Linked DNA regions of Homo sapiens: region 2 is linked to region 1. A link is an interaction called in ENCODE POLR2A ChIA-PET data of the cell type or tissue named here. Cell type or tissue: Panc1. All regions are shown on one strand. Each heading gives the region's core, and the rest is flanking DNA. Links, peaks and the distances in the headings are about the cores only. Region 1 overlaps LOC105373456 (a long non-coding RNA gene). Region 2 holds the start of LINC01376 (long intergenic non-protein coding RNA 1376).

Region 1 (9,148 bases), core at 494-8,493:
AATAACTGGGAAAAGTTATCAGCCAACCAAAGATACTGTTCTTTTACATTTTCTGTTTCTTTCTTTGTACGGCAAAATAACACAAACCCATTATAGCTGGTAGAAGAAAGCAAGATACAGCAAAAAAAGGAGATAACTTCCCTCTCTTCCCATTTCACTTTTCTTACAGATTTAAGGCAACAAATATCAATACTCTGTTAGGGTCAGTGCTCACCCTTCCCCATGGCTGAGAAAGAACATAGCTAGACCACACATTCACAGATGAAAGCATTTGGTGTAGTCATTATGCTGTGTTTTATTTTTACAAAAATAATGAAAATACTAGATAACTTGCTTCTTTCATTAAGCATTACAGGCATCCATTTAGGATGACAGGGTCTGAATCATTTTTTTGGATAGCTGCATAATGTTCTATGTGATGGATATTACATGATTCTTGAAAGCACAACTACTGATGAGTGTTCATATTTCCAATATGTTGCTATTAAAAATAATGCTTCCAGGCCGGGCGCGGTGTCTCACGCCTGTAATCCCAGCACTTTGTAAGGCCGAGGCGGGAGGATCACAAGGTCAGGAGATCGAGACCATCCTGGCTAACACAGTGAAACCCCATCTCTACTAAAAATACAAAAAATTAGCCGGGTGTGGTGGCGGGCACCTGTAGTCCCAGCTACTCGGGAGGCTGAGGCAGGAGAATGGCATGAACCCGGGAGGCGGAGTTTGCCGTGAGCCGAAATTGCACCACTGCACTCCAGCCTGGATGACAGAGTGAGACTCAGTCTCAAAAATAATAATAATAATAATAATAATGCTTCCATTAACGTCCTTAAATATGATGCTCCTATTTTCATAGAAGATAGTCTCAAAGTGGGATTGCTGAATGAAAAGCATGTGATATTTTTTCTAATAATTGTTTATTCATCACTCTACAAGATGTTATAGGAATTCACTTGCTGAGCAGGTGAAGTGGAAGTGCCACTTTCTTTTCTAAATGTTATAACCTAAAAGGTAGTATTTGAAGGTGGTGAAGGAGTATGTCATACAACAGGGAACCTAAGATCTGCATGGATGTGCCCTTTTCAAATATACAAAACAGGCAGGTGACCTGCTGATTCAGTAGAAGGCAATAAACAATGCATTCAATTAGAACGACATACATTTAATCACAATTGTCTAATGGTGTTTGAGGTTTCTTATCTAATCAGTAATGAGTCTACCCAGCAATTAATGTTTCTGGAATCGTGGCTGCCCTTACCAGCACAGTGCTGATTTTAAACTAATCTTTCTATTTTATATAGTCTATTTCTGGAGTTAATAAAGGTGCTCTAATGAGTTGTATTTTTCAAAAAGTTATAACTACTGGGTATGATCACTTTAATTTTTAGAGTCTAATGGTGAAAAATATTATCTTATTGCTGCTTTAATTTGCCTTTCCCTCAATACTAGTGAGGGTTGGCATCATTCAATATGTGTATAGTCTGCTTGGATTAATCTTCTTTGACTTTCCTATTCACATCTGTCCATTTTTCTTTTGAGTTGTGTTTTTCTCTGATGGGCTTGAATACACTCTCAAGATTTTAGCAATATTAACTCTTTTCCTGTCTGAGAAGTCAGAAAAACTTCTACTTATGTATTATCTGTCTATTTTTTAAGCATACACATCTGTCAATAACATTTAGTTTACATATATATTGATATATTTGTGTGTATAGTTAATGCATATTGTTATATAACATAGTTAGTATATATATCCATCATTATACATATTTAACCTACTATGATCAGAAATATCTACTATTGTTTTTACCCGAGTTTCTTTCTTTCCTTCCGTAATGAGATATTTCCCCTAGCTTTTTCTAATGCATTTTTCCTTCTTCTTTTCCTATATATTTAATCAACATGGACTATGGATATATATAATATCATATATATAAAATATCATATATAATATATATAAAATATCATATATATATGAGGTAAAGGACCTCAATTTGCTTTAATCTTGCCTGTATATCTGAATCATTTTTTAAATAAACACTCTTTATCCACTGAAACAAAATACCATATTACCTTCTCATTTTTACTTGAATCTATTTCAAAACCTTTAATTCTGTTCCACTGAATAAATGGGTCAAGAACACACTATTTTGTTTATAGGAAGTTTTTAAATTAAGTTTTACTCTCCAGGAATTTTCTTATCATAATTTTCTTAGCTATTTTTACACATTGATTATTTCATAATGACTTTAAAAATATGTATCTAGTTTTAAAAGTTCATTAAGATTTTAGTTATTTTGTATTAAGCATCAATTTTGTAAATACTGGTATTTGATACTATTATTTCTTATCATTTTCTTCATAGATCTTCCTATTCTTGTTAAAATGAATCATAGATAATTAAACATTTTATTACTCTTATGAATATAGTTTTCCTTTATTTCTAATGGGATGTTTCTATTATATTGAAAAGTTAATTTTGGAATAGAAGTTTCCAGGTCGCTTCCAAGATGGCCAAATAGGAACAGCTCCAGTCTGCAGCTCCCAGTGAGATCGACACAGAAGACGAGAGATTTCTGCATTTCCAAATGAGGTACCTGGTTCATCTCACTGGGACTGGTGGGACAGTGGGTGCAGCCCATGGAGGGTGAGCCAAAGCAGGGTGGGGCATCACCTCATGCAGGAAGTGCAAGGGGTTGGGGGATTTCCCTTTCCTAGCCAAGGGAAGCTGTGACAGACTGTACCTGGAGGAACAGTACACTTCTGCCCAAATACTGCACTTTTCCCATTGTCTTTGCAACCAGCAGACAAGGAGATTCCCTCCCATGCCTGGCTCAGCAGGTCCCACGCCCACGGAGCCTTGCTCACTGCTAGCACAGCAGTCTGAGATCCACCAGCAAGGCTGCAGCCTGGCGGGGGTGGGGCATCTGCCATTGTTGAGGCTTGAGTAGGTAAACAAAGCTGCAGGGAAGCTCGAACTGGGTGGAGCCCACCGCAGCTCAGCAAGGCCTACTGCCTCTCTAGATTCCACCTCTCTGGGCAGGGCATAGCTGAACAAAAGGCAGCAGACAACTTCTGCACACTTAAACATACCTGTCTGATAGCTCTGAAGAGAGCAGTGGTTCTCCCAGCACAGCGTTTGAGCTCTGAGAACAGACAGACTGCCTCCTCAAGTGGGTCCCTGACCCCCATGTAGCATGACTGGGAGACACCTCCCAGTAGAGGCTGACAGACACCTCATACAGGTGGGTGCCCCTCTGGGATGAAATTTCCAGAGGTAAAATCAGGCAACAATATTTGTGGTTCTGAAATATTTGCTGTTCTGCAGCCTCTGCTGGTGATACCCAGGCAAACAGGGTCTGGTGTGGACCTCCAGAAAATTCCAACAGACCTGCAGCTGAGGGGCCTGTTAGAAGGAAAACTAACAAACAGAAAGGAATAGCATCAACATCAACAAAAAGGACATCCACACCAAACCCCATCTGTAAGTCACCAACATCAAAGACCAAAGGTAGATAAAAACCACAAAGATGGGGAGAAATCAGAGCAGAAAAGCTGAAAATTCTAAACACCATAGCACCTCTTCTCCTCCAAAGGAATGCAGCTCCTCTCCAGCAACAGAACAAAACTGGAGGGAGAATGAGTTTGACGAGTTGACAGAAGTAGGTTTCAGAAGATCAGTAAAAACAAACTTCTTCAAGCTAAAGGAGCTTGTTCTAACCCATCACAAGGAAGCTAAAAACCTTGAAAAAAGGTTAGACGAATGGCTAAGTAGAATAAACAGTGTAGAGAAGACCTTAAATGACTTGATGGAGCTGAAAATCATAGCACGAGAATTTCATGATGCAGGCACAAGCTTCAATAGCTGATTCGATCAAGAGGAAGAAAGGGTATCTGTGATTGAAGATCAAATGAAATAAAGTGAGAAGACAAGATTAGAGAAGAAAGAGTGAAAAAAAACAAAGCCTCCAAGAAATATGGGACTATGTGAAAAGACCAAATCTACATTTAATTGGGGTACCTGGAAGTGACGGGGAAAATGGAACCAAGTTAGAAAATACTCTTCAGGATATTATCCAGGAGAACTTCCACAACCTAGCAAGGCAGGCCAACATTCAAATTCAGGAAATACAGAGAACACCACAAAGATTCTTGAGAAGAGCAACCCCAAGACACATAATTGTCAGATTCACCAAAGTTGAAATGAAGGAAAAAATGTTAAGGGCAGATAGGGAGAAAGTTTGGCTTACCCACAAAGGGAAGCCCATCAGACTAACAGTGGATCTCTCAGCAGAAACCCTACAAGCCAGAAGAGAGAGGGGGCCACAATTCAACACTCTTAAGGAAAAGAATTTTCAAACCATAATTTCATATCCAGCCAAACTAAGCTTCATAAGTGAAGGAAAAATAAAATCCTTTACTGACAAGGAAATGCTGAGAGATTTTGTCACCACCAGGCCTGCCTTACAAGAGCTCCTGAACGAAGCACTAAACATGGAAAGGAACAACCGGTGCCAGCCACTTCCAAAACATGCCAAATTATAAAGACCATTGATGCTATAAAGAAACTGCATCAATCAATGGGCAAAATAATCAGCTAACATCATAATGACAGGATCAAATTCACACATGACAATATTAACCTTAAATGTAAATGGGCTAAATGCCCAAATTAAAAGACCCAGACTGGCAAATTGGATAAAGAGTCAAGACCCATCAGAGTGCTGTAATCCGGAGACCCATCTCACGTGCAGAGACACACATAGGCTCAAAATAAAGGGATGGAGGAAGATCTACCAAGCAAAAGGAAAGCAAAAAAAAAAAAAAAAAAAAGCAGGCGTTGCAATCCTAGTCGCTGATAAAACAGAATTTAAACCAACAAAGATCAAAAGAGACAAGGAAGGTCATTAAATAATGGCAAAAAATCAATTCAATAAAAAGAGCTAACTATCCTAAACATATATACACCCAATACAGGAGTACCCTGATTCAAAAAGCAAGTGCTTAGAGACCTACAAAGAGACTTAGACTCCCACACAATAATAATGGGAGACTCTAACACCCACTGTCAATATTAGACAGATCAACAAGACAGAAGGTTAACAAGGATATCCAGGACTTGAACTCAGCTCTGCACCAAGCTGACCTAATAGACATCTACAGAACTCTCCACCCCAAATCAACAGAATATACATTCTTTTCAGCACCTCATCACACTTATCCTAAAATTGACCACATAATTGGAAGAAAAGCACTCCTCAGCAAATGTAAAAGAACAGACATCACAACAAACTGTCTCTCAGACCACAGTGCAATCAAATTAGAACTCAGGATTAAGAAACTCACTCAAAACCACACAACTACATGGAAACTGAACAACCTGCTCCTGAATGACTACTGGACAAATAACGAAATGAAGGCAAAAATAAAGATGTTCTTTGAAACCAATGAGAACAAAGACACAACATACCAAAATCTCTGAGACACATTTAAAGCAGTGTGTAGAGGAAAATTTATAGCACTAAATGCCCACAAGAGAAAGCAGGAAAGATATAAAATCGACACCCTAACATCACAATTAGAAGAACTAGAGAAGCAAGAGCAAACAAATTCAAAAGCTGGCAGAAGGCAAGAAATAACTAAGATTAGAGCAGAATTGAAGGAGATAGAGACACAAAAAACCCTTCAAAAAAAATCAGTGATTCCAGGAGCTGGTTTTTTGAAAAGATCAACAAAATAGATAGACTGCTAGCAAGACTAATAAATAAGAAAAGAGAGAAGAATCAAACAGACAGCAATAAAAAATGATAAAGAGGATATCACTACCGATCCCACAGAAATACAAACTACCATCAGAGAATATGATAAACACCTCTATACAAATAAACTAGACAATCTAGAAGAAATGGACAAATTCCTGGACATATACACCCTCCCAAGACTAAACCAGGAAGAAGTTGAATCTCTGAATAGACCAATAACAGGTTATGAAATTGAGGCAATAATTAATAGCCTACCAACAAAACAAGTCCAGGACCAGACGGATTCACAGCCGAATTCTACCAGAGGTACAAAGAGAAGCTAGTACCATTCCATCTGAAACTATTCCAATCAACAGAAAAAGAGGGAATCCTCCCTAACTCATTTTAAGAGGCCAGCATTATCCTGATACCAAAGCCTGGCAGAGACACAACAAAAAAAAAGAGATTGATGAACATCAATGCGAAAATCCACAATAAAATACTGGCAAACCAAATCCAGCAGCACATCAAAAAGCTTATCCACCACGATCAAGTCGGCTTCATCCCTGAGATGCAAGGCTGGTTCAACATACGCAAATCAATAAATGTAATCCATCCCATAAACAGAACCAACCACCAACGACAAAAACCACACGATTATCTCAATAGATGCAGAAAAGGTATTGATAGAATGTATCTCAAAATAATAAGAGCTATTTATGACAAACCCACAGCCAATATCATACTGAATGGGCAAAAACTGGAAGCATTCCCTTTGAAAACCTGCACAAGAGAAGGATGACCTCTCTCACCACTCCTATTCAACATAGTGTTGGAAGTTCTGGCCAGGGTAATCAGGCAAAAGAAAGAAATAAAGGGTATTCAATTAGGAAAAGAGGAAGTCACATTGTCTCTGTTTGCAGACGACATGATTGTATATTTAGAAAACCCCATTGTCTCAGCCCCAAATCTCCTTAAGCTTATAAGCAGCTTCAGCAAAGTCTCGATACAAAATCAATGTGCAAAAATCACAAGCATTCCTATACACCAATAACAGACAAACAGAGAGCCAAATCATGAGTGAAACTCCCATTCACAATTGCTACAAAGAGAATAAAATACCTAGAAATCCAACTTACAAGGGAAATGAAGGACCTCTTCAAGGAGAACTGCAAACTGCTGCTCAATGAAATAAAAGAGGACACAAACAAATGGAAGAACATTCCATGCTCATAGATAGGAAGAATCAATATCATGAAAATGGCCATACTGCCCAAGGTAATTTATAGATTCAATGCTATCCCCATCAAGCTACCAATGACTTTCTTCACAGAACTGGAAAAACTACATTAAACTCCATATGGAACCAAAAAATAGCCCACATAGCCATGACAATCCTAAGCCAAAAGAACAAAGCTGGAGGCATCATGTTACCTGACTTCAAACTTTTTTTTTGTCAATTTTTACCACTTGTTACTAAATAAAATGTTTGTCAAACTTTGTTACTACAAGGCTACAGTAACCAAGACAGCATGGTACTGGTACCAAAACAGATATATAGACCCATGGAAGAGAACAGAGGCCTCAGAAATAACACCACACATCTACAACCATCAGATCTTTGACAAACCTGACAAAAATAAGCAATAGGGAAAGGATCCCCTATTTAATAAATGGTGCTGGGAAAACCGGCCAGCCATATGTAGAAAGCTGAAACTGGATCCCTTCCTTATACCCTATACAACAATTAACTCAAGACCCAAAACCATAAAAACCCTAGAAGAAAACCGAGGCAATACCATTCAGGACATAGGCATGGGTGAAGACTTCATGACTAAAACACAAAAAGCAATGGCAACAAAAGCCAAAATTGACAAATGAGATCTAATTAAACTGAAGAGCTTCTGCACAGCAAAAGAAACTACCATCAGAGTGAATGGGCAACCTACAGAATGGGAGAAAATTTTTGCAATCTACCCATCTGACAAAGGGCTAATATACAGAATATACAAAGAACTTAAACAAATTTACAAGAAAAAACAACTCCATCAAAAAGTGGGCAAAGGATATGAACAGACACTTCTCAAAAGAAGACATTTATGCAGCCAACAGACACATGAAAAAATGCTCATCATCACTCGTACATCAGAGAATTACAAATCAAAACCACAATGAGATACCATCTTATGCCAGTTAAAATGGCAATTATTAAAAAGTCAGGAAACAACAGATGCTGGAGAGGGTGTGGAGAAATAGGAACACCTTTACAGTGTTTATGGGAGTGTAAATTACTTCAACCATTGTAGAAGACAGTATGGCGACTCCTCAAGGATCTAGAACTAGAAATACCATTTGACCCAGTGATCCCATTACTCGGTATATGCCCAAAGGATTATGAATCATGCTACTATAAAGACACATGCACACGTATGTTTATTGCAGCACTACTCACAATAGCAAAGACTTGGAACCAACCCAAATGTCCATCAATGATAGACTGGATTAAGAAAATGTGGCACATATACCCCCCATGGAATACTATGCAGCCATAAAAAAGGATGAGTTTATGTCCTTTGCAGGGACATGGATGAAGCTGGAAACCATAATTCTCAGCAAACTATCACAAGAACAGAAAACCAAACACTGCGTGTTCTCACTCATAGGTGGGAGTTGAACAATGAGAACACATGGACACAGGAAGGGGAACATCACACACCAGGGCCTGTTGGGGGGTGGGGTGCTGGGGGAAGGATAGCATTAGGACAAATATCTAATGTAAATGACGAGTTGATGGGTGCAGCAAACTAACATGGCACATGCATACCTATGTAACAAACCTGCATGTTGTGCACATGTACCCTAGAACTTAAAGTTTTAAAAAAAAGTTAATTTTGTATATGTATACATTAATTAGGCATGTATGTGGTATAGAGTTGTTAAAAAAATTCAAATATAATTTACACAACATAACATTTGTTTTCATACGTTTTAAGATGTCCAAATAAGCTGGGCACGGTGGCTCACGCCTGTAATCCTAGCACTTTGGAGTCCGAAGTGTGCGGATCACTTGAGTTCAGGAGTTTGAGACCAGCCTGGCCAACATGGTGAAACCTCATCTCTACTAAACATACAAAATTAGCTGGACGTGGTGGCATGCCCCTGTAATTCCAGCTACTCCGAAGGCTGAGGCAGGAGAATGGCTTGAATCCAGGAGGCGGAGGTTGCAGTGAGCCGAGATTGCACCACTGCACACTCCAGCCTGGGCAAGAGAGAGAGAATTTGTCTAAAAAAACAAACAAACAAAAAAACAAAAAAACAAAAACACACACACATACACATAGAGGATGTACAAATAGTTAAGTGCTTTTAGTATATTCACTACGTTGTGCAACCATCAACACTATCTAATT
Region 2 (9,148 bases), core at 661-8,660, 64 kb before region 1:
GTAGTTTGTTTATATTTCATTTTTCTTAAATTCCACTTATCTGTCTTTGTCCCTTTTCTTTCTTCTTTTAGAAAACTTAGGAAAAGAGAAAACAAGAGAGTTTTTCACCTTGCGTATGACTGTAAGGTTGGAGAAAGTGCACTGCTGGCCAAACCTTGACAATCCAGGTGTTGTTCTTTGAGGTTCTTTGTTCCCTGGATCTTCATATCCTGACACCAGGAAAACTGTGCTCTCATATACTTATCCGCTGAGGCCAGGAGAGCTGTGAGACGGGGAAAAATAGTGAACAAATGTTACTTCTACTTTCCTGGGTCATGTTGCGAAACACCTTTTTATTGGGGGTAATAATTTGACTTCATTTCCTTATAAAAGTGGATTTATGTGATGGATATGTGATATATATTTTTTGCCACCGTTTTTGCAGGATAGTGGTTGTATCAGTTAGGATTAGATTCACTGTGAATAACATAAACCCAAAATAACAGTGGCTTAAACCTGATAAAAATTTCTCTTTCTGCTCATGTTGAAAAACAGCTGTAGCTGTCCTGGGCTAGTGTGGTGGCTCCACTCCATGAAGGCTTTCTTGGAGACCCAAAAGAAAGCAGCTCAGGGTGTCACCCTCAGCTTCATGGTCCATGTCGGCAGTTATTATGTCATCTTCAGAACAATCTTACAAACCCTCTGGAAGAGTCCATCTCCCTCCTTTACCGGCTCCTGACTTTTGACCACATGGAAGGTCTCAGTTTACTTTCATTCATGAGATTTGGGGTCATGGCACATATTTGAGTCTGACCTGTGCTGCCTATCAGATGTGCAAATCTGGGCAAATCACTAAACTTCTATGCATCTATATTTTCATCATATGGAAAATTGAAATTATAACGTATAACTCAGAGCAGTATAGTATAAGGATAAAAGACAATATGTAAAGAAAAATTGGTCTGCTGATTAGCATGAAAATGAATATCATTTTACAGTTTTTAAGTTTCTTATTGAGCATTTTTTTTATTTTTAAAGAAAACCAATCCCATATTTAGAGACTGGAGATTTTTTTCCTGGTGAGAACATCCTCAAAAAATGGGCTTTATGTCCCCTACAAGCCCTTCTCCCAAGTGGAAAGAAACCTGATGTGCAGTGGGACAACTTCATTGTTTGTTCCACCTCCAATGAGGCTTTCACTATAGGTTTCATCTATGGGGGATATGGTGGATTTATGGTCAATATGCACTACCCTCTCCTTCCAGTGGAGTGTTTTTTAAACTGCGGATCAAGAGATCCATTAGATGATAATGAAGTCATTTTAGTGTATCATGACCAGTATGTTTGAATGAAAAAATAGAATGAAATAGAATACAATAGTATAGTTAGAAAAAAATTAGGCCATATCACAAATAATCAATGTAAGTTTTTCATCAAACATGTTTCACATATATGTGCATACACATGTATGTGTATTTTAGGTTATGATGTGTTTCTTCAAATGGATCATGAGTTTTGAGATAGAATGATAGGTTGGGAGGAATTACTCTACCTGACATAAAAGCAGACTATATAATCACCGTGTTTAACACAATGTGTTCTTTGCAGAGAGATAGACACATTGATCAATGGAACAGAATAGAGAACTCAAAAGTAGACCCCCACATATAAGCCCAACTGACTTTTAACAAAAGTGGGAAAGCAATTCAATGAAGAAGAAATCAATTGGCCTTTTCAATTCAACTTGGCCTTGTCAAAAAGTGGCCCAAATGGGTAGACCTCTCATTTGCATTCTAAGTAGCAGCAAGAAGACAAGAGATGCCTCCATGTGTGCCAGAGGTCTTTTAAGAAAAAGATCCAGGAGCAGCCACAATCTTTAAGCTGAAGTCTCATTGGCTGGAACTTAGTTTCATGGCCATACCAACTGTAAGGAAACCTGAGAAATTCATCTTCCTTCTGAATAGTCATATGCCTGGCTTAAATGTCTATTATTATATATAAGTAGAATAAGATAGATATTGGGGCACAGTTAACTATCTGTCAGTGTTACACTGTTGTTTAGATTTATCCAGAGATGCTCTGCAAGTGCAGCATTCCATCTCTCCAGAACACACAAACGATCTTTCCACAGCACATATTTTATCCCCTGGTTAAAAACCTCAGATGCCTCCAATGCACATAGAGTAAAGACCAAACTCCTTTGTACGACATTTAGATTTTTGAACTTTTAGCTCAAGCCATATTTCTAGCCATCACCTGCCCACTGCATTCTCCCAAATGCTAAGACTCTCTGATACCTAAACATTCCTGCTCAAGTTCTCCCCTCCCCTGGAATGCATTCCAACTCCTGCCCCACTCCATATATCTGACCGATGACGCCTCATCCATGCAGACCTGTATCAATCATCATCCTCTCTCTCTCTCTTTCTCTCTCTCTCCCCTGCCCTTCCTGACTCCTCAAGCCAGCGGAAGTACCTGTTTCCTTCTCTAGGCCACCTTAATTCAGACGTACACGGACGATGGCAGCACCCCGTTTCTTTGTTGTTGTGATTTTTTTTTGTTTTGCTGCAGACTACAGGCTCCTCCAACACAAGACCTATCATCCCGAATTCTGTTGCCACAGATCTTGGGGTCCCTCCACACCCTTAAAATTCATCATTGAATTATTGAGAGGTTTCTCAGCATCAAAATATTGACAGAAAGAAAACAGTATCTGTTTATGACAGGTGTGCTCTGAGTGGGCAAAGCTGTTATTTCACAGGTTCAGTTGTGAAGAAATGATCTGTGATGAGAACGGTTTGGGAAAGCTAAGGTGAAAGAATGATTTTTGACATCCGGAGATCCCTATTTCGTTGTCATGAGTGAGTCACACTCACAGTAGACCACAGCAAAGCCAATCTCCTCAGACCCCATGGCCCCTTATTAGGAATATCTGCCGGCTTGAAGGAGAAAGATGTCTTTTGATTTTAGCATGCAAAGACACAGTAGCAAGGACAACTTTAACAATATCATTTCTCTAGTTATGTATTTGAAAAATAAATCTTCTCTCTAAGGAAAAATATACATTCTATTCTTGGAAACTCTGCCTTCTTTTTTTGTATGAAATGCCAGGTGACATTCAAGTATGGTCCCACCCTACTCTTTTTTGTTTGTTTGTTTGTTTTGTTTTTGAGACTGAGTCTCACTCACTCTGTCGCCCAGGCTGGAGTGCAGTGGCACAATCTTGGCTCACTGCAAGCTCTGCCTCCTGGGTTCATGCCATTCTTCTGCCTCAGTCTCCTAAGTAGCTGGGACTACAGGTGCCTGCCACCATGCCCAGCTAATTTTTTCTATTTTTAGTAGAGACGGGGTTTCACTGTGTTAGCCAGGTTGGTCTTGATCTCCTGACCTCCTGATCCGCCTGCCTCGGCCTCCCAAAGTTCTGGAATTACAGGTGTGAGCCACCGCTCCCGGCCGGTCCCACCCTACTCTTAATTGGCCTTCCTGAGCTGCAGTTTCTTAAACTGTGAAATCTAGCTTCTCTACTGTGGATGATTTTGCTTACCAGATGTGTATATGTTCCTTTATATTTCCCTGCCTTTCAATTACGTCAGGTTATATGATATTTTAACCAATGAACTGTGAACAGAAGTGTCAAGATAGGTATCATTCAGAGCGTCCCCGTCTTTCTCTTCCCATAAAGAACATGTGTTTGAGACAGTATAGTTACAAGGTGAAGGAGGATTTTACATATGCAGGAAATACATCTTTACTTTGTTAAGCCCCTGAGATTGGGGAATTTGTCTGTTGCAGCGTCTAGGATTAATAATCATACTAACATACTGAGAGTGTGAAGTTCTTAGTAGGATTAAACAGGTTATTTCCATACAAGCATGAGCACAGTGTCTGAGAGAAACAGGCATCAGTCACTGTGAAGTAAGATTGTCATTAAGATGGATAAATAATTTTACAAAATTGAATAGTTATATTGAAAGAAAAAATGTCTGGAGAACAGAAAATCTTGGTTCTAGAGTTGTACAATTTTAGACTTGGACTTAGAAGCTATTTAATCTAGTATTTTCCAAACGATCTGGTTATAAACAACAGGTTCTTAAGCAGAAAATACAGATTTCTGGGCCCATCTCCACTTACAATGAATCACAATCTCTAGGGAAGAAGTGTTGATTTGAATTGTTTTGTTGGTTTCCAAATGGAAGGAAAGTGAGGCCGGGGAAGTTGATGACTTTTCTAGGGCCACAGAACTGATTATTGACATGTTGGAACTAGAACCCAGCTTCCACAGAGCTGCATGCTTTCCTTCTGGGATCACATAATAATGTCCTAATAGAGTGAGACCAGGACTGACCCTTTGTCCCTCTATCTCTGATAAATCATGTCAAGACCTGCAAATGATTTTACCCCTTAACAATGAAAAGAAGATGTAATTTTAAAATTACCTTGGATGTACAGTGAAAGCAGCATTCCCATAATCAATCATCCAAAATCACGGGGTTATTTGGAGCTATTTGAAGGAAAGTAAATTGAAAACATGTTGTTAAACAATGCACTAAAGAGTTATCAAATCATAAACATCTAGATTACTTTAACATGTTGATTATTCCACATTTAGGGTCTCCTTACAAAGCAACTCTGGCCATGAAGAGACCTGGAAAATTCAATGAATCCCTTTCTAAGTTGTTAACTGTACTGAGTTGAATCATTTGGCTATGTGGGAACATATGTTAAAGTAAAAAAAAAAAAAAAAGCTATATATTACATATATATTCTTTTTGGAGCTATTATTCACACTTTTCACTAAGCAGAAGACACAGAGGCCTGCTATTAGGACATGTCTCTGAGGATACAGAAATAGTTTGGGGAGTACAGTGGTATAATATTGAACACATTAAAACCTATCTGGAGCTTTGGAAATCAAATATGCAGACATTCCATAATGACTCTTGGGTTTTAGCATAATTCCTGAACCTGAAAATTCATAACTAAATAATGGCAGGACATTTATGACATAAAATGCCTTAAACCATTTGTTTATTATTATATGTGGATTTTGAGTTTTATGTTTAAGAAAATTGAAAGCCTACCCTTTCTTTTTTTTCCCACTTTGGAAGAGTGATATACCAATTACCTTTGAGAGACTTTGTTTTTCTTCCTGGAAGAGAGCTAAACCAGGACTGAAGTTTATGTCAAGGAATCCATTTGGTTATCAAATCTGTGATCATGCGCTCTTATTAAACTAAACCAAATTAAGTTAATATTTGTTGAAAAATAAATGATGTAATTCGTGAAGAACTCTGTTTTACTCCCAGGATGGTGGCCTGTTTCTTCAAAGTAGCCTGTGAGAAAACAAAGTCTGAAATAGTTCTTTAAACTGAAAAGAGGAAATTGTTTTGAGTGTGACAGGTGTCTAGAGGGATCACTACCCTTGAGTGATCTTTGATCTCGGGGTTATCGTTATAAGACTAAATTATATATGCAATTTTCCTGAGACCAAATTCAATGACTGAACTCTAAAATTAATCTGGATATTATTTCTTCTTGGAGTTCTAAAACAAGGCCAGGGAAGATTAGAAGCCACTCATCTGACTGAGACGCATCCTCTGACTTTTCTTGGAATGGATTCCTTATGTGGACAAAATGTGATTTGAATTGCATCTGGTTACTGTTTTTAGAAAATGTTGTTGAAATTCAAACTGAGCCTGTGTACCGTGAGCTGATTTATCAGTGCCTGCCCATGTGAGAACCAGAAAGGAACTAGGAGGTGTAACTGTGGGGAGGTCGCTCTGGGGTCTTTCATCCAGGTTACCTATTAAAGGGGCAGGTCTCCAGGCCAGAAGGAGCAAATGCAGTACACTCCTAGAGGGAAAAGCCTTCTCTTGAGGCTCTGAGAACTGCTAGAGAAGAAACAACAGCAGCATGGTGGAACGAAGACAGAATTTGAAATCAAACACAGCTAAATCTTAAGCCTAACTCCACCATGTATGAGATACATGACTTTTAAAATTAAGTTTTGTAACCTCTCTGAGCCTCAGTTTTCCTACTGGCAAAATAGGAGTAATATTGCCTGCTTTGTTGCGATGTGAGAATTAACAGGGGATTTTATGCATAGTATCTGACATCTGGTAGGTCCTCAAAAATTAAAAAAAAAAATAGTACATCTGCAATCACCTTATCAGCAAATAACATATATTGAATATTTATTATGGGTCAAGCACTATACTCCTTTACCTCCTGTTGATATCTACCTGGACACCTAGCATTAGTGGATACTCAAAAATAAGTCATAAACTGACAAAATGATGGATGAGTCTCCTTTTCCTATTGACTTTCTTTGGCTATGAAAGCACAAATAGGCAAGACCAGAGGGGAAACGTCCACGTGTTCTGTTGTGGATCCCTCAGTGCACGCAAAGCTGTGGGTTTCCAGAGGAACGGTCCCCTCATCACTTCAGTTTCCTGCTCTTGGGTGGATTGCAATGCCCCGCTACTGGGGTAGTAGCCTTCATTTTGTGTACTGTGGTCTTGCTTCTTCTGAATCCAGAGGGTAAAAACTCAAACACCATCTAAAAATGTCAAGTTCTATTTTGCTTCAAGAGCTCCTGAGGGCTGGGCAGAGGTTTTGCAGTTTCACCACAGGCATTTACAAGGGCCGCACACTTTGGCAGAACTAAGTCTCCAGATAGCCTAACCTCTCCAGACCTAGAATGCAGCTGAATTTTAGGGGTCGTGAAAGGGGGGAGTTTCTGGGGGGTCCTGGAAAAGACTAAGTCAACCTTGGTTCATCATCATGCTATGCTCAACGCCCGCCCCCCGCCCCCGCCCCTCCACAGTCAGGGCTTGCTTGGTTTCTGGTTTCAAAATGAAATTTTCACATGGCCCAAATCCCAACCCACCCTAATTTAAAGAAACAGGCACTTGGCATGTGATACAGATAGATCAGCAGTTGCTCATATACAGCTGTGCACATCTGGCACACAGGTATGTGATTTTGCATGAAGATAAATTGTGTGGGGACCAAACGCACAGTTGTTAAACTAAAAATGAATCGCTTCTTGGAAGCAATCTTCCTGCACAGCAGGGCCTCTGTGTGAGCTTGATCCTTTTCATTAGGCCTTTCTCAGAAAGCGCAGTCTTCTCCAGAAGGCCTAGGATGGAGGAGGGGGCATGCCCACACCTGCAGTCGGCTCTTTGCTGCTCCCCTCAAACAACACTTGCACATAACCTCTGACTGCCATGATTGGACAGCCTTCCCAAGGGAGGTACTCAGAGCCCAGGAGAAAGGAAGAGGCCAGGTTCTTCGTTGTACTGCCTCACTTTCCATAAATAATGCTGCATTCAGGATCCTATGCTTCAGGGAGAGTTCTTTTGTATACCATTGCTGAAGGATCCAGGTGTATTACCAAACTTGGTGGACCAAGAAGTCTTCCTCCCTTGGGGGCCTCCTGGAGTCAGTGGTGTCTATCCCTGTGTGCACATCTTGCCTGTAATTCACGTACTTGTAACTCATGGGAGCACCGCATGCTCAAATGCTGTTCAGATTAGCTGGCTCCACTTGAAGATGCTTTGCTGGCACTTTGGAGGAAACAGAAAGAATGAATTCTGCTCTAGGCAATCTCTTGGATTCCATGAAGCACCATGCTGAATCAATGGGATCAATGACTAAGGCTGATACAGAATGTTCCATTCCAGGCTTAGTTTCACAATTTCAATAATAGGAAGTTGCTAGGTGTTACTAGGGGTTGGCACAAATGAATCAGTGACTTTGAAGGAGATTTTTCCCATCTGTCTTTTCGTGTGGTAATAATGTAAGCAAGGGTCTAGCAAATTTGCTTTTATTCTTATTTATCTCCCTATCCCGCTCTGCCCTTAATTCTTTCCTCCTTATCTATTTATTGATTTCTCAAAACAAACAATAAATCCAATAGGCGAAAGGAAAATTGCAATGGCTTCAGAGGGAAATATAAACTACACCTTATCCCACTTGAGTTAGAGTAATAGATTAACTATATTATGTATTCTGCAGTATTGCATATGCTGTGTCTTTTGTCTGTTTATTTTTTACCCTTTCCTAGATTGGTGAACCCTAGATTATTCCTTATAGCTCAACTCAGTTCTCACCTCTTTTATGGCTCCTTCTCACATGGGAGATGATTTTATTCTCTATGCTACTATTATACTGCATGCATACCTGTCTGCTAGCAGCACGCCATTTTGTGATTGCCTGTTGCCATGTCTGCTTTCCCACCATAACGTGGGCCTCTCCACAGCAGGGATTATCTATTTCTTTCTATTTCCAACACTAAGCCCTATTTTAATAAATATATATCTGGCAAATGAATACCAATGCTGTTCTTTCTTTTCCTGAATAACTTTCTTAGAACACCAGGTATTCCTTCTTTGTGAACTCCATGATAACCCAGGATGAGAATATAAAGGTCCTCCATAAAGTTGGTCGGGACCTGACCCAGACAGCAAACAAAAAACAGCCCTATTCCGAGGTAGCCTGCAACTGCCAGAATTACCTAGGATCTGCCTCAGGGGGTCCTGGCAAGGGATAAAATAAGAAGAAACACGTGAATAAAAACAGGACTGATTATCTTTGTTCTTAAAGAAAAGAAAATGCAAGTATTTTCAGGCCTCAATGCTGAGATCAGGGTGAGAGTACAGAGGTGCATGTCATTGTGGGAGCTACCAGAGGTGTTTGAAACCAGCCACTGCAAAAGTTCTCTGGTGGGACTCTCTGTCCAGGAATCATCAATAGCAAAGTCTCCCAAGGATCTGTCTCTATCAGCACTCTTCATTTGCCCATTTGTCCAACCTTGCCTTGCATTGGTAGTTTATAATTCTCTTGAATCCCAGAATGAGCAAAAGCTTTGAGTGGGGAGGTTTGTCTTTTGTAGAACCCAACATAAATTCCACACTCATGTGGGAACAGAAAGCTGAGCAGAACCGATAAGCATATATAAATCTGCTGGTATATATAATACATACATATAATATATATCACTATATATCATATGTGTGATATATATGATAAATCATACACACACATACACACATACAATTTGCCAGCTGTTTTTCCATCTAGTTTTTATTATATGAATAAGACTCAAAAATACTTACCAAAATTAATGACTGATAAAATAGTCAATCTCCCTCTTCGTGGTAGAAGA

The links. Peaks named below come from ENCODE experiments on the same cell type or tissue, not always from the same donor. Only the 100,000 strongest peaks of a DNase experiment are listed, where the experiment ranks them.
Region 2: POLR2A ChIA-PET joins it to region 1 with 12 read pairs; 3 of 35 experiments call an interaction of 5 or more read pairs at or near these places.

What each region holds. Positions count from the first base shown.
Region 1 is chr2:19,086,767-19,095,914 of GRCh38, forward strand. LOC105373456 (a long non-coding RNA gene) reads left to right here. Exons shown (of 6, transcript XR_007086234.1): 6 at 2,471-2,590. Among named protein-coding and RNA genes, the nearest start is that of LINC01376, 64 kb to the left of the region's middle. In Panc1, for the core only: no CTCF peak of the experiment used is centred there; no DNase peak of the experiment used is centred there.
Region 2 is chr2:19,022,226-19,031,373 of GRCh38, forward strand. It overlaps LINC01376 (long intergenic non-protein coding RNA 1376), which reads right to left and starts at 4,746. Exons shown (of 4, transcript NR_135287.1): 1 at 4,416-4,746; 2 at 109-262. All of the region lies in intron 5 of LOC105373456 (a long non-coding RNA gene), which reads left to right. In Panc1, for the core only: no CTCF peak of the experiment used is centred there; no DNase peak of the experiment used is centred there.